3 separate regions of the Homo sapiens genome follow, and all the other regions are linked to region 1. A link is a loop called in an ENCODE intact Hi-C map of the cell type or tissue named here. Cell type or tissue: MCF 10A. All regions are shown on one strand. Links, peaks and the distances in the headings refer to the core of each region. The heading gives the core; the rest is flanking DNA.

Region 1 (7,931 bases), core at 1,663-6,662:
CAGAATGACAGCTGAAGAGCCCAAACCTGAAATTTCCTTCCTTATATAGATAGTCCGAGCTTTACTTGATCTCTCTTCCTCTATAAAAATGGAAGCCATACTGTAAGGATGAAGATGATGTATATTTGTCAAATTCATGATTGCATTATGAGCTTACTAAGTTTGCAGCACTGTTCTGGGTGTTGCATAATCAGAAGTGACCTTACATTCTTAAGGGGGAGATACACAATATGCATAGAAGCATGTAAACAAAAAGAGTACAGATGGTACCAATGCCATGAGAGGTACGATAGAGAGGACGTGACCTGGCCCTTACCTAGTGAATACTTGTCTCCATAATTGTTAGCTGCTGCTACTACTATTGTGGTTGCTGAATGCCCTGCTGGGGTAAGAAGGTCCCTTGATTAAATCTAGTGAAGACCTTCTGATACCAGTGCTTTCTTTTTTTTTTTTTTTTTTTGAGACAGAGTCTCACTCTTGTCGCCCAGGCTGGAGTGCAATGGCGCGATCTCGGCTCCCTGCAACCTCCATCTCCCGGGTTCAAGCGATTCTCCTGCCTCAGCCTCCCGAGTAGCTAGGATTATAGGCACCCGCTACCACGCCCAGCTAATTTTTGTATCTTTAGTAGAGATGAGGTTTCACCCTGTTGGCCAGGCTGGTCTCAAACTCCTGACCTCAGGCGATCCTCCCGCCCCCGCTTCCCAAAGTGCTGGGATTACAGGCGTGAGCCACCGCACCCGACCAGTCCTGTGCTTTCTGATACAATATCATCCCCCTTCTTTGCCTCACCATCTCCCATGGGCATGATCAGTTAACAATTGCTGGAAAAATCAACTTTACCTGAACATTTAGGAAGCTATTTGGGATGTCCAGTGTTTTTCTTCCTCTTGAAAAACACTAACGCAGGTCTGCATTTATTAGGGGAGTGGGGATCATCATCTGTCTCTTCTGCCGCTTTGCTCTAAAGGAACTCAAGAGCCCATAAGCATTTTCCCTGAAAAGGTCATCATTTCCAAAGAAATGAGAGCTCATTTAAAGTTTCTAGGTATGAAAATCCTAGGTTCTTGCCCTTCTCCTTCCACTTCTTGGTGGCAGTGGGTAGGGAATCAAACATCAGATGACCTTCTTCCTCTCTGGTTTCTCCCCACCGCTGTATCAGACCAGGAAGGTGAAAGAGGGTCATGCTGACTCTCCTAACTCCCATCCCTCTGCCACGCCTCCCCTCCACTGCAGCACTGGCATGGTTACCTGTGAAGCAACTGCCAAAGACAACATGGGCAGCCTTTGTGTCTGGGTAGCCCAGTTCACAATGGCGGTTAATGGAAGTTCCTGTTCAGACGCCCTCCAACTCCCCAGAGGGCGTGGGCATCTCCTCTTATGTAAAGGGGAAATCTTAGGAAATTTTTAATTTTTCCTTTAATCAGTCAGCAAGGTCATAAGAGGCTTTGTAAGTATTCATTAGAAGTGGAAAGCAGGCCGGGCGTGGTGGCTCACACCTGCAATGACAGCATTTTGGGAGGCCAAGGCAGGCGGATCACCTGAGGTCAGGAGTTTGAGACCAGCCTGGCAAACATGGTGAAACCCCATCTCTACTAAAAATACAAAAATTAGCCAGGTGTGGTGGTGCGCCTGTAGTCCCAGCTACTCAGGGAGGCTGAGACAGGAGAATTGCTTGAACCTGGGAGGCAGAGGTTGCAGTGAGCCGAGATGGCGCCACTGCACTCCAGCCTGGGTGACAGAGCAAGAGTCCGTCTCAAAAAAAAAAAAAAAGAAGAAGTGGAAAGCAAAATTTCTAGTGAACATACCATAGAAATTTATAGCAGATCTACTGTGTGTCAAGTTTTGTTCTGAACAGGTGGAGAGGAGGGCACAGAAATGAACAGGCAATGAACAAGGAGCCTGGAACTCTTGGTGAATCGAGGTGTGCATGAGAGACAGGCAAATGAATAAGCATACTGTAAATCAAGGCCAGAGAGTGCCTCTGAATGGGGACCTGACAGGGTGGAAACCGATCTTCTTGTCTTGAAGTCTTCCTTGAGGGAAAGGATGAGTTTCACTGGAGTGAGGAAGAGGTAAGGAGGGCTTTTCTCCGTGGGGGTAGCATCTGCCTTCTGGGGTCGGTCTAAGGGAGGTGTGGGGAAGGGGCTGGCCTCACGGGCCTGCACCCTATGCTACCACACCGGCTTGCTCTCAGAAGGGCCCCACACTTGGTTTAATGCTCTGCTGTTGCTGCCTTGAAATTCTTACTAAGTTTTGAACTAATTATTATTTAGTTAATAAATAACAAATTATTTTCATTTTGTACCAGGCCCTGCAAATCATGCAGCTGGTCCTGCCTATGGAGATGGGACTGTAAAAGTAGATTTGGCTGGATTGTGAAGAGCTTTGCCCGTCAAGCTTGGGAACATCTGACTTTATTCCATAAGCAGTAGGGAGCCATGGAAAGTATGCTGACAGGGTTGGGAGAAAGGGGCACTGGAGGCTGTGAGACCAGGGAGGCCAGCAGTCCACCGAGGGAGGCTGATAACACCACGCTGGGATAGACACCGAGAGCTGCAGTTCCCACACCTGGTGGAGATAGGCCGGCTCTGGGCACTGGGAAGGAGGCCGAGAGCGGCCGTTGCAGGTGGCTGAGGCTTCTAGCTGAGCAGATCCTGCACATCAAGAATGCAGGAGAAAGAAGTCCCTCAGCCAGTGGCAGCGAGGCAGATGTTTTGCAGGAGTGGGGCAAGGCTCTTTCCAGAAAGACCCGGAAATCTCTGGTGGGACAGCTTGTAGAAACATGCACTGCAGCTGCTCAGCTACAGCAAATGACCTGCAGATCAAGGTTTTTGTCAGTATCGAGAGCTTCACTAGAACAAATATTCATCCAAAAATAAACTTCCCGTTCTTCCTGTTTTTATAACTTGCCTATTTCCTCTGAGTTTGAGGCTGGGCTCCAGTTCCATGGGTTATTAATCTTCAGAGGATCAAGACCTCTATAGAAGTATTTCCTGTACATGTTTATCTACCCAGCCCTAAATTATATTCTCCAAATGATAAGAGAACTTTTCCATACTCGTGTGTCAGACTTCTCCTTAGGGAGATTTCGATTAGGCACCACAGCAAGTAGGGCCAAACCAGAAAGCCTTATCTCAGAACATAGGGAACCCACGTAACGGTGGGGAGCGGCCTTTGGTGGGTTTTGATGGGCACTCAGCCTCCCTCCTCCATGTGAAAGGTAGCTTCTTTCTGGCCAGAGTTCTAAGGACATAAAGTAATAGCTGAAGAGGGCCCTATCTGAGGATATTTTAAATTCCCTGTTGAATACCACAGGGGATATTAGCTAAAGAAATTCTGCTCCTTTGAAGAGCTCAAAATACCCCTCATTGGACCATCACTTGTTCTTACAGCATCTTCCAACTAGAAACAGGGCCCCGGCCTCACAGACAAGGGAACTAGAGTGAACTTGGTGCTCATGACAGCACAGAGCAAGAGGGAAAAGCTCTGTTGAAGCTTGGGCCGAGTTCAGACCTGATAGACAAGTATGGTTAAGCAGGCGTGGGCGCTTTACTCATCGGCCCGGTCCACCTGCCTCTGGAGCCCTTCCTTGCTCTCCTACTTTTTGTGCTTACAGACGCCAAGCTAGCATGCCGGTGGTATTTTTAAAACGTAAGCCTTCTTGTATGACTCTTGCAGAGAGGCGGTGGTGACCGGGCTGCGTGGGTGGCGGCTTGTGCCGCAGCGGAACTTGGAGAAAGGCCAGCTGCCTTTTACTGAGGCCTTCCGAGGTGGGGCTGGGATGCCACATTTTTCAAACACACCACCGCAAGGCAGCACCCCTCCCCCTTAGAGATCCAGGTGACTCCACTGAGAATTACTGCGCCACACCGTGGCTTCTAGACCCACACTGTCAAGTATGTAGTCCTTGCCACCTGGGCTGTTGAACCTGGAAATGAGGCTTGTACGAACTGACTAAAAGTGCAAAATACACATTGGATTTTGAAGCCTTATTACAAAAAGAAAAAAAAGAATGTGAAGTATCTCATTAATGATTATTTTATTTTGGTTACTGTGGAAACAAATATTTTAGATATCTTGGTTTGTGTCAACTATGTTATAATTAATGACACCTGCTTTTTAATTACTCTTTAAATGTGACTACTAGAAAATTTTAAACTGTGTATGTGGCTCAGTTTCCATTTCTATGGGACAGTACCGCTAGTCTGTGCTGTGAGTTCAGCTGCCAGTTGTGGCTTTGAAACCAGTACATTCCCAGAGGCTCCTCTCCTTAGTGGTCTGGCTGAGGGGGGGTTACCCAGCCCTAACCCTAGACTGCCTAGGGTAGTGTGTGGGACAGCCTGCTTCCAGGCAAAAAGTTAATAATTTAATAAGCAGCAGCAAGAATTTCTAAAAATCCTTTCCAAAGCACCCCCCCTGGCTTTTTTTTCTTCTTCTTCTTCGTAGCCTTCTTCCTGGACCAGCCTTCTTCCTGGAAATCTTTTTTTAAATGCAGAACTCTTCCCTTCTGTCCCACATGGGACCTGTGGAGGTGATGGTGTCCAGAGGGGCTATTGTTTTATTTTATTTTCTTGTTTAAATTGTTCTTTTGCCCACAGGTCAGGCTGCTCCAGTAGCTGCCTTTTAACCCTTCCTCTGCAGGACCATCTCAGAAACCACCCAGCAAAGACTGGGAAGCCACTCTTTTAGACCAGTTCCCCCTCCCTTCTCCCTTTGGAGTGGTTACTCAAGCGCAGACATATATTGGGAAAACACAAGGTGGATGTGAAACCAAGGAAACTCCTGCTTTGAGAAGTACAGAAGTGCAGACCCACAACCAACCTCCTAATGTCAAGCTGGCATTTTAGGAAAAAGGTGTGTGTGGTGGGGGGAATTCCACTGGTGTCTGAAAGCCCCCAAGTAATTCCCTGTTGCAAGGAGGAGTCTCATGTTGACTTCAGAGGTCCAGGCAGAACCTGTTGAATTGCACAGTTCCCATTTGCTAGAGGATATTACACGGTGAGATCTCTCTGCTCAGGGACCGGGGCTGAGGGCTTCTGTCATCAGCCAGTGGAGCGGCCCTGCACCGAGGCACCTCCCTGCTTTTGCCACATTTTGCCCACCCTGCTGTCTGTCATGTACTGAACCTTTGCTGGAATAATTGCCATAGGTGTCAACATGTATTAAGGGCTTGCTGTATGAAGGTACTATGCAAAGTGCCTTTTGCTATGTGCAGCTAACTAGCATAACAAACCCCAAGATGCCCCAGAGGAGATACTCTTGTTTCCCTGTTTTGCAGATAGAGAAACTGCAGGTTAGAGAGATGAAATAAGTTGACCAAGCTAGAAATTGGTGGGCAGGGAACACAACTTGGGCCATGCTGCTTTAGAGCTGCCGAGTGTTTAACTGTTAAGGTGTCATTCTGCACTGCCTAGACCAGCCCATGTATGTTACCGTTCCATTCTGCATGAGCATTTGTCTATTATCAAGACATCTGCTGGTGCAGGCTGGGACACAACACCAAGGGAGGGTTAAATTCTGGGTTGCCAAACCAGCTGAGCTACGAGTTGAGGAGCACTGAGCGCCTCTGAGCTTTGCTGGGCTAACTTGGTGAGGTTTGGAAATGAGCAAAGGGGTAAGAAAGAGCCATGTGTCTGGAGTCAGGCTGCCTATTTGGTTTGACCTCTCAATGGCTTCATAGGTTGGGCTACTCCTTCTCTGGGCAGCAGTTTCCCCAGTTCTAAAATGGGGATCCTAAGAGCGCCTTCCTCAGAGAACTGCAATGAGAATTAAAGAGGACACATAAAGGCAAAGTGTACTTGGCATGTCAATGTCATTAATATCATTAATGCCATTTAATGCTCTTTGATGGAGCATAATCTATATAACATGTAATAGAAGATATAATCGTGGCTTGAATTTTTTGTTGTTTTAAGGCAAACACTTCAGAGCATGTACCTTTGCATCTGAACACATACGTCTGTATTTGAATGTTATATCTTTCAAAGCCATGACCTCACCTCAGGAGACTCCTCTCTCAACTTGATCTCACAGCCATTTACTGGAAACATTTTCAGAAGCCTTTGTGGAACTCTTTTCAGAAGAAAAAAAGAGAGAAAGTGGGGGCCATACTTGGCACTAGTAAGTATTTATCTTGTAAAGGTAGATTTTTAAGTTTATTAGAGCTAAGTTTGGTAAATAAGTCCAGAACAAGCTTTGAGCCACTGAAATTTTAAAAATGGTGTTTAACTAACAGTAAGGATGGAATTTTTTTTAATGGCTGACTCATTCATGATTGACTAGCCTCGAAGGCAGTTCCATAAGAAAGGTTCCAGACAGCTTTTGACTTCTGACAGCGTCTCTGGAACGCCAGTAGAGTCTCCTGGGGCAAAAGCTTTAATGACAGGGGTTTGGGGATGAGTACGCAGCCTTGACTAAGATCTATAAGGTTGAGTCTAGAGAGAAAAAATTAGTCTTATTTACACCTACGGTATTAAGTGATACTGGCACCTGAGTCGACCTTGTCTTTGGGGCTTGCATAGCTACAAATGGGACCAGTAACAGAGAAGGTTCTCTGCATCCAAGGAGTAGAGTCCAAAACGTGACTTTTGACTTAGGTTGACTTGCACACCAGGTTTCTCTATACCTTATGATATACAGAATTCAAACCTGAATATGTGAGTGCAGGTCAAGGGAAGGACCCTCAGGTTGGTATCCTCAGCAAGGACTTTAGAGTTGGGTGTGTAAGAAGCACTCAACCTCCTTGTATAGTGCCACGGACAGAGCAGCCAGGGCAGCTGGAAAGCAACACCCAGCTGGGGTGGGTGGAGGAAGAATGCATGTCCCCATGGAACACGATAAAGCAAAGTTCAAGGCTCATGATGACTAATAGGTTCATCTAGGAGGATGTGTGACCAAGCAACCTTTGTATTATTTCCTACAGGTGGAAATGAGAGGTGCCATGTTCATTCTATCCTAAAGTATCTCTTAGAGGACTTTGCTGTGGAGAAAGTGTAGTGCCTTGGAGTTTGGCTGGGTCAGATTCCAGCCCTGCTCTCTATTGCAGTGTCGACTCAAGCATAGTAACTAAGGTTTCATGAGCCTCATTACGCTCATCTATAAAATGGAAACATGATTACACTTCAGGGTTGTCATAGGAGGGAAGGTCATAGGAGTTACACAGATGAGGGGACTCAACAGAGCAAGTGTTCCACCTCTCCCAGGCTCTGAGAATGACACCAGAATCTATCTTTTTGCCACAAGAAAGTAGGCAGAGGCTCATCGTTGCTCGTCAGAGTATGCCACCTGCCACAGGAAAATGGCCCCAGTCTCTTTGTGAGGAGAGGCTTGCCCTCCTAAGAGAATTCTCCTTCCTCTTTGCTTGAATAAGACCAGCTGTTAGGGCCCCAGTACTCAGCAGCTATGACAAATTTCACTGCTTAAGACCCCTCAGCCTCTTAAAACAGGAGTTTTTCTGTAGCTAACATAAGCTGCTCTCAGCAAGATGCACATTAGCACTTAATGCTCAGGTGGGTGAGGGGGAACACTCAATGGAACACTTGGTGTATCCACTGCAATCCTGATATTGGTAAAAAGTCACTTCTCATCTGGCTTTAAAGTAGGTCCAGCTTCTCATTTTAACCTGTTTGCCAAGTCCCTAGTTTTTACTATAGCTCTCGTGTCATCTTTGATTGCACCGGTAATGTAGGGATGCTCAGCCTGGACCCCAGACTTGGAGGCCCTAGAGAGACAGATAATCAGGCCAAGGGGGTCCCAGGAAAGGCTTGAGCAGAGAGCATCCAGCTGCCCCTGTCCTTTCTCATTCGCTTACCCTTGATATCTTCCTGAACTGGTATGTTAGGTTCTCAGAGTACTAACTCTCAAACTTCACTGTACATTAGAATTACTGGGGAACTTTTTAAAATCCAGAAATTCAGGCTGTACCCCAAACA
Region 2 (7,931 bases), core at 2,031-7,030, 170 kb before region 1:
AGACAGACATGTATTAATATAAAGGGGAAATGATATGAAAAGACATAGTAGGGCCCAGGCACAGTGGCTGATGTCTGTAATCCCAGCACTGTGGGAAGCCAAGGCTTGAGCCCGGGAGCTGGAGACTAGCCTGGGCAACATGGCAAAACTGCATCTCTATAAAAATTACAAAAATTAGCCTGGCATGGTGACAAGTGCCTGTAGTCCCACCTACTAGGGAGGCTGAGGAGGGAGGATCAACTGAGCCCAGGGAGGTTGAGGGTGCAGTGAACCATGATTGCACCACTGCACTCCAGCCTGGGGGGCAGAGTGAGACTCTGTCTAGAAAAGAAGATAAAAGAGAAGAGGAGGAGAGGAAAGAAGCAGAGGGAAAAGGAGGGGAGGGGAGGATAGAGGAGACATAGAGAGAAGAAGATGGCCATCTATGAGCCAAGAAGAGAGGCCTGGAACAGATCTGTCCCTCATGGTCCTCAAAAGGAACCGACCTGACAAGCACCTTGATTTGACTCCGAGCTCCAGAACTGTGAGACAACAAATTTCTCCTGCTGAAGCCCCTCGGTCTGTGGTACCTTGTTATTGGCAGCCCTAGCAAACGAAGGCAACACCCAACCCTTATTCAAACCAGATACAACTGCTTCCACCCATGGGCTCTGGGGTGACTGTCATGCCACCTGGCCGAGAGAGCTCAGCAGCTGCCAAAACTATAGGCATCAAAGATGGGAGCACTGAGGCCCATTACTTCATCCATAGTCCTCCCACACATCCTATCCACCCCATCCCACGTTTTCTCCTTCCTGCTGGCTGCCTCCCCCAGCCGGTTCCTTGGGCCACTGATAGCCACCCCACTTCCCCAAGGCCCTTTCCCCACCTGGAACACCCTGGAGACCTTGTTCCCGTGAAGACAACCCCCTCTGCTTCTCAGCCTTTCTGCTAAATGCACCATCCACCTCCTGCTTCCGCAAGGAGAGGCTGCTTATTGTCCCACATGCCCAGGACCCAAGGCAAGAAGACAGAGAAGATATGCTTCCTGCTCCCAGTTGCTTCCTGCTCCCAGTTGCTTCCAGGACGTTAGCTTCCATCCTTGGCTTTTTCTCTTCTGACATTCCTCTTTCCAGACTATGCTTTACCTCCATTGAGAACTTTGGCACCCACCATCATCTTAAGAGATTTTAATATCCGTGTGAAGAACTCATCCAACATCCCGGGCTCAACGATCCCCAACCACCATGACTTTCACCTCCACTCCATCCACCCATGTTCATGGCCTCTGCCACACCTACACCATCTTCCTGAATCACCCCACCGCTGACATCATAAATCATGGTTTTGCACACTTTGACCTCACTTCCACCATCCCTGCTCCCTGCCCTTCCCTCCAGTCCCAGCAAAAACCTGCATTTCCACCACCAAGCCAGGCCTCTTCTCTCCCCTCCCCTGGGTTCCTTCCCCACCCCCGGGAGTGAGCTGGCTACCAGTTCTCTCCCATCAGCCTTCCGTCTGTCTTCACCGTTTTCTCTATATAGCTCTTTTCCATCAGTATTTAAAGTCAGCCAAATCTCTCTCATCTTTAAAGAGAATTCCATATGTATAAAATTTTTTCTGGATGAATATATAAGAAATTGATCATAACTGTTACCTTTGGACAAGGAGAGACGAGGGAGTCTGAAAAGTACAGAATTTTACTTTTCATTTTATACATTTGCTGTAGTGTTTGATTTTTTTACCACGTACATTAATATTTTTATTAAAAATAGCAAATAAGACCTGGCACGGTGGCTCACGCCTGTAATCCCAGCACTTTGGGGGGCCGAGGCAGGTGGGTCACTTAAGGTCAAGAGTTCAAGACCAGCCTGGCCAACATGGTGAAACCCTGTCTGTACTAAAACTACAAAAATTAGCTGGGCGTGGTGGTGCATGCTTTTAATCCCAGCTACTTGGGAGGCTGAGGAGGGAGGCAGAGGTTGCAGTGAGCTGAGATCACGCCACTACACTCCAGCCTGGGCAACAGAGCAAGACTCCGTCTCAAAAAAAAAAAAAGCAAATAAATAAATAAAACGCAATGATGTAACCACCTCCTCTTCTCCCTTAGATGAAGCCCTCCCTTGGGTCAGCTTTGGCTCAAGTGGTTACTTCCTCATGCCAGACTTTCTGTCTCTCTAACTCCCTGTGCTGGGGTTTGAATCCTGCAGGTGCTTTCTGATCTTTAAAAAAAAAAAAAAAAAAAAAAGCCCTCCCTCAACCCATCCTTCTGCTGCTCGGAGTCATGCCCTTTGCAGTCGACTGCACTCTCTGCCTCCACTTCCTGGCCTCACACTTGTTCCTTGCCCACTGAGACCCGGCTGTTTCATGCAACATCCCGCTGAAATGTACCAGCTGGCAAAAGGCACTCATCATCATCACTGTCACTAAATCCAGGGCTTGTACCTCCTGATTCTCCTTGATGGTCTTATGGCATCTGGTCCACTGACCACGCCCTTCTTAGAACACTCTGCGGCAGGCTGGGTCTCCCACTTCTTGCTCTAGATGACACTGGTGTTTCCCAAGGGACCAACCTCATCCTTCCCCTCAAGCACCACGAGAGTTCATCTTCACCCAACTTGTGGTTGAGTAGGATATGATGAAGACTCCACACCCCAGCCTCCGGGCTTGACCTCTTCTTATCTAACACCCACTGGTCATTTTCTCAGTCAGCAGGTCCTCTCCCTCCACATGCCCCAAGCCTGCCCACTTTTGCCACCACTACCCACAATGATGAGTCACCTTTGACTCTTCCCCCACCTTCTCTTCCACACACTCCACCACTATCCCCATGCCTCTGAGTTTATGGCTAAGCATTTCCATGACCTGCCCTCTCCTCTGCCTTATTTCTACTGTCACTGCCTTAGGGTTCAGGCCTGGCACACCTCTCTCCTAGATGAATGCAACAGCCGACTGCCCTCGATGACTCCAGAACGGTCCCTCTCAGATCTGTCCTCCCCACCAGCTGCTAGAGTGGAAAGTAAAAAGGTATGGCTGTTTATTTGAAAATGCAAAATCAGCCAGGCGTGGTGGCTTACATCTGTAATCCCAGCACTTTGGGAGGCCGAGGCGGGCAGATCACGAGGTCAGGAGTTCAAGACCAGCCTGGCTTAATATGGTGAAACCCCGACTCTACTAAAATTACAAAAATTAGCCAGCTGTGGTGGCATGCACCTGTAGTCCCAGCTACTCAGGAGGGTGAGGCAGAAGAATCACTTGAACCCGGGAGGCAGAAGTTGCAGTGAGCCAAAATCACACCACTGCACTCCAGCCTGGGTGACAGAGTGAGACTGCATCTCAAAAAAAAAAAAGATTCCTCACTGCCAACCTACAACTAAGACCTGTCCATCCCACTCACCTCCAATAAAGGCTGAGTTCATCTCACAGTTCATAAGCCCTCCAGGACCTGGCCTTGTCTATGATCCAGCCTTATTTCCTACCACTCTCCACCTCAACTGCTAAGCTCCAGGTTCCTTGAAAATCTGAGTTGACAAAGCACCCACTGCCATTTCACACCTCGATGTGCAGACTCCTTGGTGACATTTGCAGGACCCCAGGGGCAAGAGTACAAATGAGGCCCACGTGTTGTACCATGTGTCTGAATACAATTTTTAAATCAAGTTAACAACTGGCTCAATAAAATATTTCCTTTCTAAAATTGAGATGTAATTTGCATACCATAAAATCCATCACTTTAAAGCATACAATTCAGTTGGTTTTTGGTATTTGGTGTCCACACGCAGGACCCTGGAGGCCTGCCCGGACTGTTGGGTGAGCCAAGGCGCCCGTGCCTTATCCCTGCCAGGAACATACACCTCAGCCGCGGCACCCCTTTGGGTAATTCTGTTCCTCCTCCCACCACGAGAAGGGAAAGAGGGGGGAAAAGAGATCCCCAAGCCAGTTTGTTCCTTATGAATTGCCCTGGGAGAGAGGTTTACTCTGGGCCAACAACAAAATGATGGGCTAAAATTTTTTTAATCTTCTGCGTATTCTAGTTATTCAATTTATACTCCCCCACCCAGTGACTTCCAATCCCTTTTGCAATACACAGCAAAATACAACTCTGTCTCAGACCATATTTTTCAGATCACATTTCCCGGGGTTGTTTCAGTAAAATAGTATTCGCCGATATACAGAGCCCCTTTTCTTCCCGCATGTTTTCTCCCTATTCTCCACAAGAGGGAGCCAGCAGGTCCTGTTTGGGCCACGGCTTCTCCGCTCCTCACATCCCTTCTCCAACCAGGGCAAAGAAGACGTGGGATCAGAACCTGCGGGCGGTAAACCAAGCCCACAGCTCTCACACTGTTTGGTGAGCAGGGCTGTGTAGAACAACAGGATTTTTCAACAACTTATTTCAAGGGAATAAGAGGTGAACACCTGTTTTTGTTGTTGTTGTTGTTGTTGTTTGTTTGTTTTTTGTTGTTGTTTTGAGACAGAGTCTCGCTCTGTCGCCCAGGCTGGAGTGCAGTGGCGCGATCTTGGCTCACTGCAACCTCTGCCTCCCGGGTTCAAGTGATTCTCCTGCCTCAGCCTCCTGAGTAGCTGGGATTACAGACACATGCCACCACGCCCGGCTAATTTTCATTTTTTTAGTAGAGACGGGGTTTCACCATGTTGGCCAGGCTGGTTTCGAACTCCTGACCTCGTGATCCGCCCGCCTTGGCCTCCCAAAGTCCTGGGATTACAGGCGTGAGCCACCGTGCCTGGCGAACACCTGTTCTTTAAAAAAAAGAGAGAGGCTGGGCGCGGTGGCTCATACCTGTAATCCCAGCACTTTGGGAGGCCGAGGTGGGCAGATCATGAGGTCAGGAGATTAAGACCATCCTGGCTAACACAGTGAAACCCCGTCTCTACTAAAAATACAAAAATAATTAGCCAGGCGTGGTGGCAGGAGCCTGTAGTCCCAGCTACTCTGGAGGCTGAGGCAGGAGAATGGCGTGAACCCGGGAGGCGGAGCTTGCAGTGAGCCGAGATGGCGCCACTGCACTCCAGCCTGGGTTACAGAGCCAGACTCCGTCTCAAAAAAAAAAAAAAAAAAAAGAGAGAGAAAGAGTGATCTGGAAACAATGGAAAAAGCTTTCTGTTCATTGAAGTCCATAATAGCGTTGTATGTACATGTTTAGTGAGCACAAAATTATTCCACAAATATAAATTAACTGGTTTTAGAAAAAATACATGGAAGACATTTTTATTAAGTCTCAGTTGCTGTCCTATTTTTTTTTTTTTTTTGAGACAGGGTCTCGCTATGTTGTCCAGGCTGGTCTCCAACTCCTGGCCTCAAGGGATCCTCCTGCCTCAGCCTCCTAAAGTGCTGGGATTACAGACACATGCTACCACACCCGACTTAATGTATTTTAATGGAACACAAAACTGATTTTTTTTTTTTTTGAGACAGAGTCTCACTCTGCTGCCGGAGCTGGAGTTCAGTGGTGCAATCTTGGCTAACTGCAACATCTGCCTCCTGGGTTCAAGCAATTCTCCTGCCTCAGCCTCCCTAGCAGCTGGGATTACAGGCATCCGCCACCATGCCCAGCTAATTTTTGTATTTTTAGAAGAAACGCGGTTTCGATGTGTTGGCCAGGCTGGTCTCAAACTCCTGACCTCATGACGCGCCTCGGCCTCCCAAAGTGCTGGGATTACAGGCGTGAGCCACCATGCCTGGCCACAAAACTGGTTTTTAAAAGTTGTTTTTTAAATATTAGACAATGTAAATGATAAGGTGACTTGTTTTGTGTTCAAGAGATAGTTCTTCATGCCACACTGTAAAGCAGGTGGGATATCAGGTTAAGGAGACTGGAAGCCCTAAATATTTTGACACCAAGGACTTGTGTGGGCCAGTAGGAAGATGTACTTGGTGGCAGTGGGAGGGACGCTCTGGATTCAGGCCTCGGGACCACGTGGGCAGCCCTGGTCCCCGTGAGTGGAGGAGTGATAAGGGCTAGCGTTGGGTGACAAAGGCTGAAGAAAGGACACATATGTGAGACTGTGAAGGAGTAACTGACAAGGCCTGGTTCTTGACTGAAGAGGTGGAAGTAGGAAGAAATCGGAAGCAAGCTAGGCGACTGATTTGACATTGGTTGTGGTTTGAGGCAAGAGTAGCAGAGGAATGACAATTCACTCTGAATTCCACACTTTGTAATCAATCCCTTTATTGTAATCACAGTAGTATTTATATATATTTGAAAAACAGTAGAACATAGAAGTGTGAAATATGCATTTGAAAAATAGTAGAACGTACATGCGTAAGGCAAGATATATTTGCTCTACAGGCAGGGCTTGTTGCACGGGTCACAGACCCCCTTGCAATAACTCTGCAGCATCTTCCACTCCACCCTGGGCTCTTTGGTGTAGACTATGAGGAATATAAATCTGTGATAGTAAAGAGATATATTATGCTAGAAGCCCATCAGCAAAGAAACTGTCCTGGCATTCTTGTTCCAATGAAGCAGAAATGGGGACATATCCATAAATGGGCTGGGGTGGAGTTAGGGCAGGCCCAGGCAGCCTTCAAATTTTATGCCTTGAGTAGAGTTCGTACCTTCTGGCTTTTCCATCACCCTCCAGCCCAAATTTCCTTTTTTTTTTTTTTTTTTTTTTTGAGACAGAGTCTTGCTCTGTTGCCCAGGCTGGAGCACGATCTCGGCTCACTGCAAGCTCTGCCTCCCGGGTTCATGCCATTCTCCTGCCTCAGCCTCCCGAGTAGCTGGGAGTACAGGCGCCCACCGCCACGCCAGGCTAATTTTTTTTTTTTTTTGTATTTTTTAGGGGGTTTCACCGTGTTAGCCAGGATGGTCTCAATCTCCTGACCTCATGATCGGCCCGCCTCGGCCTCCCAAAGTGCTGGGATTACAGGCGTGAGCCACTGCGCCTGGCCCCAAATTCTTCTATGAAACAAACCTTCACAGTCCACTGAGCTGGTGTGGTTCAAAGTGCCATCAAGGGTGGTAAGAATGATTGAACTCTGATGACCAGATGATTTTCCTGCTCCAAAGCTCCCTTGCCAGGACACCCTCAAGCAAGAATTGCCCTCCTGAGCAGGGCTTCCTGAGGCCAGATGTGGAGGCTTTTCTTCAGAAATCTCCTGGTCAGCCATGAATAATCACTACTGTGCAAGAGGATGAGCTCCGGCCTCTCTTAGTCACCTTTGAGTCCATCTCAGCTACTGAAATGTCTGTCCTATGGAGTGGGAGGCTACCCGGATGAGAAGAGGAATAGAAACAGCACAAGGACCACGTGAACTCTCCCGTACTGAACCATAGTACAGGTCCTACAGGGAAGTTTGCCTTGTTTCCGACCCCACTCCTGAATGTATGACAGGCATTTGCTGAGAACAAAGGCTACCATTAGGCATCGCGGCTGATGCTGTGAGAGTCTAAAGGATACACTTTCTACCAGGAGGCTTTCCGCCTAGGAAAGGGGAGACATGAATCTAAATGCACTAGATGAGAGAGCTGTGTAGATGCGCGTCTTCCTCACTGGTCTCAGTCATTTTTTAACCTCCCGCTTACCCACAGTACTGCACCTGGCATGCAGATGATGCTCCCATAATGTTTGGTAAGCATTACATGCAAAATACAAAAGACAGTTCATAGGAGGAAGAGAATGTGTACATGTAATTGCGGTGCATTGGGGCCCATTTATAACAGGGTTTCTCAAGAGTGGCACTGTCAACATCTGGGGACAGGTAATTCTTTATTGTGGGGGCCGTCCTGGCTCTTGTAGGATCTTTAGCAGTATCCCTGGCCTCTCTGCACTGGATACCAGGAGCGCTCAGCCATGATAATTGAAAGTGTCTGCAGCCATTGCCAGATATTCCCAGAGATAACGTCACCCCCACTGAGAATCACTAGGTTATAGCTTTTGTGTCATCCCACTGTCCAATCCTCCTGCCAGGGTCCTGTGTTCTGAGGTTT
Region 3 (7,931 bases), core at 2,031-7,030, 120 kb after region 1:
AAGCTATTATTAGTTAAAAAAAAGTTTTAAAATGAAGAAAAATATTTTTTCCAGAACTTGTATTTTGTAATTAGTGTGATGCAATTTCTTTTTATTTTTCAAACTTAGAAATAACTCATGTATGGTACTATTTGGTATTTTTTTCAGATACCAAGGAATACCGACAGGATTCATAAATAGGATTTTCTGACACTGGCAGGAAAGTCTGCTAACGTTTACAAAATACCAAAGACTCTTCTTTCAAGCTTCAAAGATGGCTGAGAATTAACAGTTATGATTAGTTTTTCAGTACAAATAAAAAAATTAAATCTTGATTTTTTTGGCCAACATTTTAAACAGTCAAATTTTACTGTATTTCCAGGTTTCAAATCAAAACAAACAAAACAACTAATGAAAATTACCCAATTGGCAACAAGTCCTGTATTCCAATGTTATTTTTAAACCACCAATTATAACCTACTGCCAGTAATTATTTGTAAGTACCTGCTTGTTTTATTAAGCACTGGTCAGTTATATAAAAGAATAATTTGCAAGAATGATACTTGGCAATGGGTTACCTTAATGCTTCTGGAATAAACAGAAGCATTAACAAAACACCAGATCTTAAGCTCTTTTAAATCTGTAATTCGAATTACCCAAAGGATTTTTAAATGTTACTTTTCCATTGAAGGACTGTAGGGAGTCTAATCCCAGCTAACATGGTTGATTTTAAAAAACAAATAAATCCCTAAGCCACATAGTAATGGAATACTACACTTGCTTTTTATATCATATGGAAACAGCTCCAGGCAGAGCACAAGTAGAAGAAAACCTGCCAAATCAAAGTACTGTAAATAAAGTTCCTCTACGTACTCCAGTTGACAAAACCTCAAAAATAAAAATCAGAAGACCACCCATTGTTACCCTCCCCCCCGCAACAAAACCCACCCAAAACACTTTAGTTCTGAACCTAACATTTCCCTAAGAAGTTCACAGGAGAAGCTTTAAGGTACTTAAAGCTGCAGCAGTACAGTTGAAAGCGCCACATTACAGAGGAAATGCCCTAAAGGGTTCAGCAGCTGCCCACCCATCCCGAACCACCCCCCATCCCAGTAATATGTAAAAGCTCCTGTTAAAGTTTTTTTTGTTTTATGCTAATAAAGGCATACCACCTAGTGTGCTAAAGACTACGACTAGCAGCATTAGAGCAGTAAAGTGAAAATAGGAAGCCTATAGGAATGATCTAAATGCCTACTTAGAAGAAACAAAGCAGCAGACAGAATCCTTAGCCCTCTAGTCTATGTAGGGAAGCAGTTGAATTAAACTCAGATTTACCCACATTAACAAAAATTTAACAAAGCTTCCCCAAGACACCAGAATAAAACTTGACCTTTCCAGTCAAAGGGCAGAGAGAGGCCTCTTCCATGTCCTGGAGTTGAATGAGTTCAAAGATTGGCAATAAAGGAAAAAAGAAAGCATTACGGGTATGACGGGAACAAGCTTTGGAGTTTATCGAACAGTCACACCAAGTTTCTCTAGCACACGGACACCCTTTTCTTGGTACTCTTGTCGGGTCATCCAAAAGTTGTCTTTGTCTTTCATGATATCCGCTAGAACTGCACCACCCAGGAATACCATGTGCTTTCTGCGGGGTGGGTCTTCAATGCGGATCTTAAATTTCTAAAGGAGAAAGAAAGGATAATGAAATGGTACATGTGCACAGTGCTTTCTGCTTTATGAAAATGGCTTTTTAAATATATGCTCTCCCTCAAACTTGCAACAGTCCTGTAATATAAGTAGAACGTAATATTTGGTACCTGAGGTACAGAAACATTTAGTAATTTGCCCAAAGCTCATGTTTAGGAGACCACACATCCATCCCAGCATGCTTGGAACAGTCCTGATTTACACGTGGTGTCCCATCATTATTAATACCACCCTTTCCATTCTTGAGTGTCCTAATTTGATCAGTAAATTACATGACTTAACACCCTACTGAGAGACCAAACATCCAAGACATAATTAGAGCAAATTTCCCATCCAATGGCAGATGACCACTTGGGAAAGTCACTTTGCTGTCAAGCAAAGTCTGGATAAGAGGACTTGCATGGCTGGGTGTGGTGGCTCAAGTGTAATCCCAGCACTTTGGGAGGCCAAGGCGGGCGGATCACGAGGTCAGGAGATCGAGACCATCCTGGCTAACACAGTGAAACCCCGTCTCTACTAAAAATACAAAAAAATTAGCCGGGCATGGTAGTGGGTGCCTGTAGTCCCAGCTACTCGGGAGGCTGAGGCAGGAGAATGACGTAAACCTGGGAGGTGGAGCTTGCAGTGAGCCCAGAGACTCAATCTCAAAAAAAAAAAAAAAAAAAAAAAAAAAAGAGGACTTGCATGACTTCTTCAAGGTCTCATACTGTTATGATTCTAGTCCAGGGCAATAGAGTAAAACTGAAGTTCTTTTCTTTTAAGCAAAGCTTACTTTCTATTGTCTCAAAATCAAATGAAATGTTCTTAAAATAAACAAGGCCAAATATGGTCAAAACAAATCATCAGGATGTTATGAGAAAATGAACACAGTAACCAAAATTAAAGGCAATTGGGAAAAGTTTTATACTCTGTAGCTACTATTAAGTGTCTAGGAAGGACACATCCTTATCTTTATGGTTGGTCAACACCTGAAAGAGAAACCTTAAAATGACATAGCAAGTTTTTCATTTACAGTATCACGATCTGCAAAAAAGACCCAATGTAACTATGTCATTCTAAATCATTTGTATATTTATGTCACATAAATGAACTGTAAGGGTTCTAACAATCCAAGATAAAGAAAAACATCAGTTTATTTACCAATTCTGAGACTGTTTTAATTGTTCCTTTTACTTTCTTGCTCTTACATAGGGGTCAGCAAACTTTTTTTGTGAAGGGCCAGATACTTGAGGCTTTGTAGGCGTGACAAGTACCCAACCCCACATGTAGCTAGAAGGTGCCCACAGACAATATGTGACAACAGGTAACATTATGTAAACAAATGGGCTTGGCTGTGTTCCAATAAAACTTAAAAAAAACAAACAAACCAGTTTTGGCATAAGGGCTATAGATGACCACCTCTACTCTAAGGGAAACTTAGCTAGCCCCTGAAGACACTGCTTCTGTAAATACCTCAACTGCTTTACTGTTTCTCTCTCACACACTACCTTAACCCTGGAGGTTTGGTAATATGAGTTATTGCTCTTCATTGCTGCTTCTATCTCGCTCATCCCTAAAACTCCATAGCCCCACTGAAACTCATTCTATCAGATCATTCCATCTACCACTCCCTCCTTGCTGAACTCATCTACAGATTCCTACAGACAAATTGCACCTGCTGTCAAGCAGCTGAACAAGATAGGAAAGAAACAAAACATCTTGCTATAATGTATCACTAACCTCAACTGAGCCCTTCCTGCTGCATGGCAATCCTATTACATTTCTCTATTCTCGCTTCCATTCTCCAAAACAACCATTTCAACCTCCTCCTCTATTCTAAAACTCTACCATCCCTCCCCTCCTCTCAGTGCCTCCTAACTGGTCTCTCTATGCCCACCTTTGTTCCCTCTTCCCCCAAGAGTCTATTCACCACACCAGACTTAATGATCCTTTAAAAATATACATCAGATCCTATCATTTCTCTGCTTAAACCGCCCCCACACCCAAGACTTTCCATTTCACCAGGAGTCAAGCCAAACCCTTTACCATGGCTGAACAAGACCTGCCCTCCTGCTACCCTTCTGACCTCATATCCCACCTGCCCCCCTCCCTTGCTCACTCTGCTCCAGCCACACTGGCACACTCCCACCAACCTGGGGCTTTTGCATTTTTCCTGCCTGGAAGATTCTTCCCCCAGACAGTCACAAGGCTCACTCCTCTCACGCTCAACTTAGGTCTCTGATCAAAAGTCACTTCATCCAAAAGGCCTTTCCTGATCACAGTTTATGAAGGAGCACACTACCTCCCCAACCACTAACATTTTCCAGCTCTTCACCTTACTTTTCTTCATATCACTTATTACCACTAATACATTATTTAGACTAAAAGCAGGGATTCTGTTTTCATTGTTTTGTTTGTCCCCGGCACCTAGACCTATGTCTGGCACCCAGGAGTTCAAGAAATGTTTGCTGAATAAATGATCACCTGAGATTAATTATAAATTATATGTAAAACTCAATAAAATCAGAAAAATAAGTGAAGTACTTAGACAGTATGGCTCCTTTCCAGTCTGTTAATCTGTTTAATGTATGTGAGCCCATACTCAATTTAATTTCAACAATGAGTCATATATGAAAGATGTAACATACAGTACTCTGTAATACATAATCTCATTATCTAAAACAGTTGATCAAAGTCAGTGAGACAAAGCTCAGAGATTAACTCAGGATTAGATAACTCTTGGTTAAGTATACAGCACATACTGTATACTTCACATAGTCCAGAGTCTGGTGGAAAAAACACAAAAACCTATGCCAAAGAAACATCAACTATTTCTAGTTTAAAAATTTCTTTCTACTGTACATACCAACAACAACCAATTAAAGTCTGTTTCAAGAGTTATGACAGTCACCGGAATGCAAAAAATTTTGAGACATGATGTTTTTCAATCTGACTGAGAAGACAACATATGCAACAAATAAAGTCAGAAATATGAGATAGCCCAAGAGAAGTGCTGAAGGCTGATTGCATATCCAAAAAATAAGTTTAAAAAAAGAACAAAACTCAAGTGGGGCATTTATTTCCCTATAGTACAGCAGGTTCTTCTCATGCATATACAGGTGCCTCAGAGTCCGTGCTGGTTGTTACAGATGAACCAGAACTTTTGGCCCTGACCTCACTGCCTCCATCCACCAACTCTATAGAGGTGACCAGAGCTTATCTTGAACTATTTCCTTCTTGCTATCATTTCCAGGATGCACTTGACTGCAGTAGGAATTTGTTTTGGAAGACGTCTTGCTCCCTCTGGTGGTTGTCAAGATTCACAAACTACTGTATAGCCTTTTAAAAGAATGTTAGTAATAGTTGATTTACTAATACTTACAGAAAGTTTTTCCACATCACCCTTCAAAACTCGTTCTAAGTAAAGCTGTTTAAGTTCTCGTTCCAACCGTGATGGCAGGCCAGGATACATAGTAGACCCTCCAGAAAGCACAATGTGTTTGTAGAATTCAGATCTAGAAAGGCACAATGGTTATTCATTTGGAGTTTTAGGTTAGGAAAATGGTATCTCAGGGTTACTGTTACTTATGTCAGCCTCGGGGTTGCTGGGAGAATTAAATAAAATTCCACATGTAAATCACAGGGCTGAATATTTGCTGTTATTACTACTGTGAAGTAACGACCCCTCTTTACATATAAAATCTTTTCATAATTTTGATGAAAATAAAATACTTCTAAAAGTATATAATACACTTTTTTGTGAATATAACTGAGACTTCTAATAATGACCAAGATTTACATTACAAACTATTTTATCACATGCTTCCCTAAAGCCACTAAGATGTGGTTGTTTACTATAATTAGCCCTATTCTACTTTAATCCAGAATTCCTGCTTTTTAATTTTTCATTTATCTTTTGTAGTTTTCTTTTTTGTTCCTTTGCTTAGAGGCTGTCTGCTGTTATTTTTGGCTAGACTGATGTGTATGCTTCTTATAGCAGTACCCTCTTTTCTGATACAGTACCCTGCTATCTACTGACAGCAGTACCCTCTATTCTGATATCTATGAGATCAGAAAATCCAATCTAAAAAGACTGCATATGTAGTAAAAGTAACAGAATCTGAGCGAGGGTCTGAGGAATAATTCTCACAGTAAAGTTTGGGAGCTGATTTGCACCCATTTTGGCCTTTTTCAACCTGGCTTCCAGGTTCTCAATGGCTAAAGCTACTGCAACTCTAACAAAGCATTGCTTTTGTATTTAATTGCCATAGCAAGCCCAGTGAATGTCGCATAAACTAAGCAGTTGAAATACAGATTCATGTGATAAGTACTCACAAGCATTTACATGTACATTTTCAACATGCAGAACACACAAAACAAAATTTGAGTTGTTCCACTTTGCAATGCAAACTCTGTGGAGAAGGTACTGAATCTGACTCCGCACTTTAGGTACGTCGAAGCTCTAATCAGCAACAGGCATGTACTTTTCTTTTTTTATTTTTTAATACAGAGTCTCACTCTGTCACCCAGGCTGGAGAGCAGTGGTGCGATCTCGGCTCACTGCAACCTCCGCCTCCCAGGTTCACGCCATTCTCCTGCCTCAGCCTCCCGAGTAGCTGGGATTACAGGCACCCGTCACCACACCCAGCTAATTTTTTGTATTTTTAGTAGAGACGGGGTTTCACCATTTTGGCCAGACTGGTCTTGAACTCCTGACCTCGTGATTCGCCGGCCTCGTGATTCACCGGCCTCAGCCTCCCAAAGTGCTGGGATTACAGGCGTGAGCCACCGCGCCCAGCTGGCATGTACTTTTAAATACAATTTTGCTGTGAATGAACATCAAAGAACAAAATCATCTCCCTAATCCCTATCATGAGAATTTACCATAATTATGAAGGCTAGATTCGATTTCTGATCATCTTCTACCAGGTTTATAGCTTGTTATGAGTCAATTGCTATTTTTATTAATTTCTATTACTATCCTGGCTCCAAAGCCATCCCATCAAAATTAATTAGGTGGCTATTTAACTCAGGGTTACACAAATAAATGCTTGCTGTACAAAATGCTTCTGGGTGAATTCCTCTATAACCTGAGTGTAGAGAAGGGATTTCTAACTATGACTCAAGCTCTAGATGTAATAAGACTATAAATCTTTTTATATGACTAAATAAAAACAAACTTTTGCATGGCCAAAACACTAAGAGCAATAGACAAATGGCAAACAGAGAGAGTATCTGTGAAAGATATCAGAAAGCTAAAAGAAAACTTTTCAAAACTGAAAAAAAAAAAAACCCAAAACTCCAAAATCTACAAAAAGCCATTAACAATTTGCCAAAAAAAAAAATTTAAAATGTCCCTTAAGGCTGGGCGTGGTGGCTCACGTCTGCAATTCCAGCTACTTGGGAGGCTGAGGCAGGAGAATCACTCCACCCAGGTTGCAGTGAGCCGAGACTGCACCACTGCACTCCAGCCTGGCGACAGAGCGAGACTCTATCTCAAACAAACAAACAAGTCCCTTAAACATATAAAAATATGTTTTATATATATATATATGTTTTTTTTTTAGGAACTTTCTTTTGTGGCGGTGGGGAGAGACAGGGTCTCACTCTGTCACCCAGGCTGGAGTGCAGTGACACAATCATGGCTCACTGCAGCCTCTACCTCTCAAGCTCAAGCAATCCTCCCACTTCAGCCTTCTGAGTAGCTAGGACTACAGGAGTACACCACCACCATACCTGGCTAATCTTTTTGAAAAAAATTTATGTAAAGACAGGATCTCCATATGTTGCCCAGGCTGGTCTTAAACTCCTAGGCTTAAGCAAACCTCCCACCTCAGCCTCCAAAGTGCTGCGATTACAGCCAGAAGCCACCACCCCTGGTTTGACTTCACTCTTAATGACAGAAATAAAAAGTAAAATTACACTGAAATAATTTCTCACTCATCAGATCGGTGGAAAAGGATAAACGATACAATTGCCAGAGAGGGAAATTTGGCAATATCTAACAAAAATATACATGCATTTACATCAAACTAAGAAGTTTCTCTCAGCACTTTGGTAGGCTGAGGTGGGGTGGATCACTTGAGGCCAGGAGTTCGAGACCAGCCTGGTCAATACGGCAAAACCCCATCTCTACTAAAAAATACAAAAAAAAAAAAAAAAATTCTGGGCATGGTGGTACATGCCTGTAATCTCAGCTACTTGGGAGGCTGAGGCAGGAGAATCGCTTGAAAACGGGAGGCAGAGGTTGCAGTGAGCCAAGATTG

What was found. A loop is a pair of places that touch in the nucleus more often than their neighbours do. Peaks named below come from ENCODE experiments on the same cell type or tissue, not always from the same donor. Only the 100,000 strongest peaks of a DNase experiment are listed, where the experiment ranks them.
Region 2: a loop joins it to region 1, with 12 times the contacts of the local background. A loop is called at or near these places in 19 of 110 quality-filtered maps.
Region 3: a loop joins it to region 1, with 7 times the contacts of the local background. A loop is called at or near these places in 11 of 110 quality-filtered maps.

What each region holds. Positions count from the first base shown.
Region 1 is chr2:65,378,815-65,386,745 of GRCh38, reverse strand. The region is part of intron 1 of SPRED2 (sprouty related EVH1 domain containing 2); the gene reads left to right. Among named protein-coding and RNA genes, the nearest start is that of SPRED2, 50 kb to the left of the region's middle. RefSeq lists enhancers at 3,358-3,407, 3,618-3,747. In MCF 10A, for the core only: no CTCF peak of the experiment used is centred there; a DNase peak (open chromatin) is centred at 3,695.
Region 2 is chr2:65,549,708-65,557,638 of GRCh38, reverse strand. It overlaps the pseudogene VTRNA2-2P. Among named protein-coding and RNA genes, the nearest start is that of LINC03050, 49 kb to the left of the region's middle. In MCF 10A, for the core only: a CTCF peak has its summit at 4,189 (motif pointing right); a DNase peak (open chromatin) is centred at 4,218.
Region 3 is chr2:65,262,292-65,270,222 of GRCh38, reverse strand. It overlaps ACTR2 (actin related protein 2), which reads right to left. Exons shown (of 9, transcript NM_005722.4): 8 at 5,048-5,180; 9 at 1-1,659. The coding sequence ends at 1,489. Among named protein-coding and RNA genes, the nearest start is that of ACTR2, 38 kb to the right of the region's middle. In MCF 10A, for the core only: a CTCF peak has its summit at 4,978 (motif pointing left); a DNase peak (open chromatin) is centred at 4,962.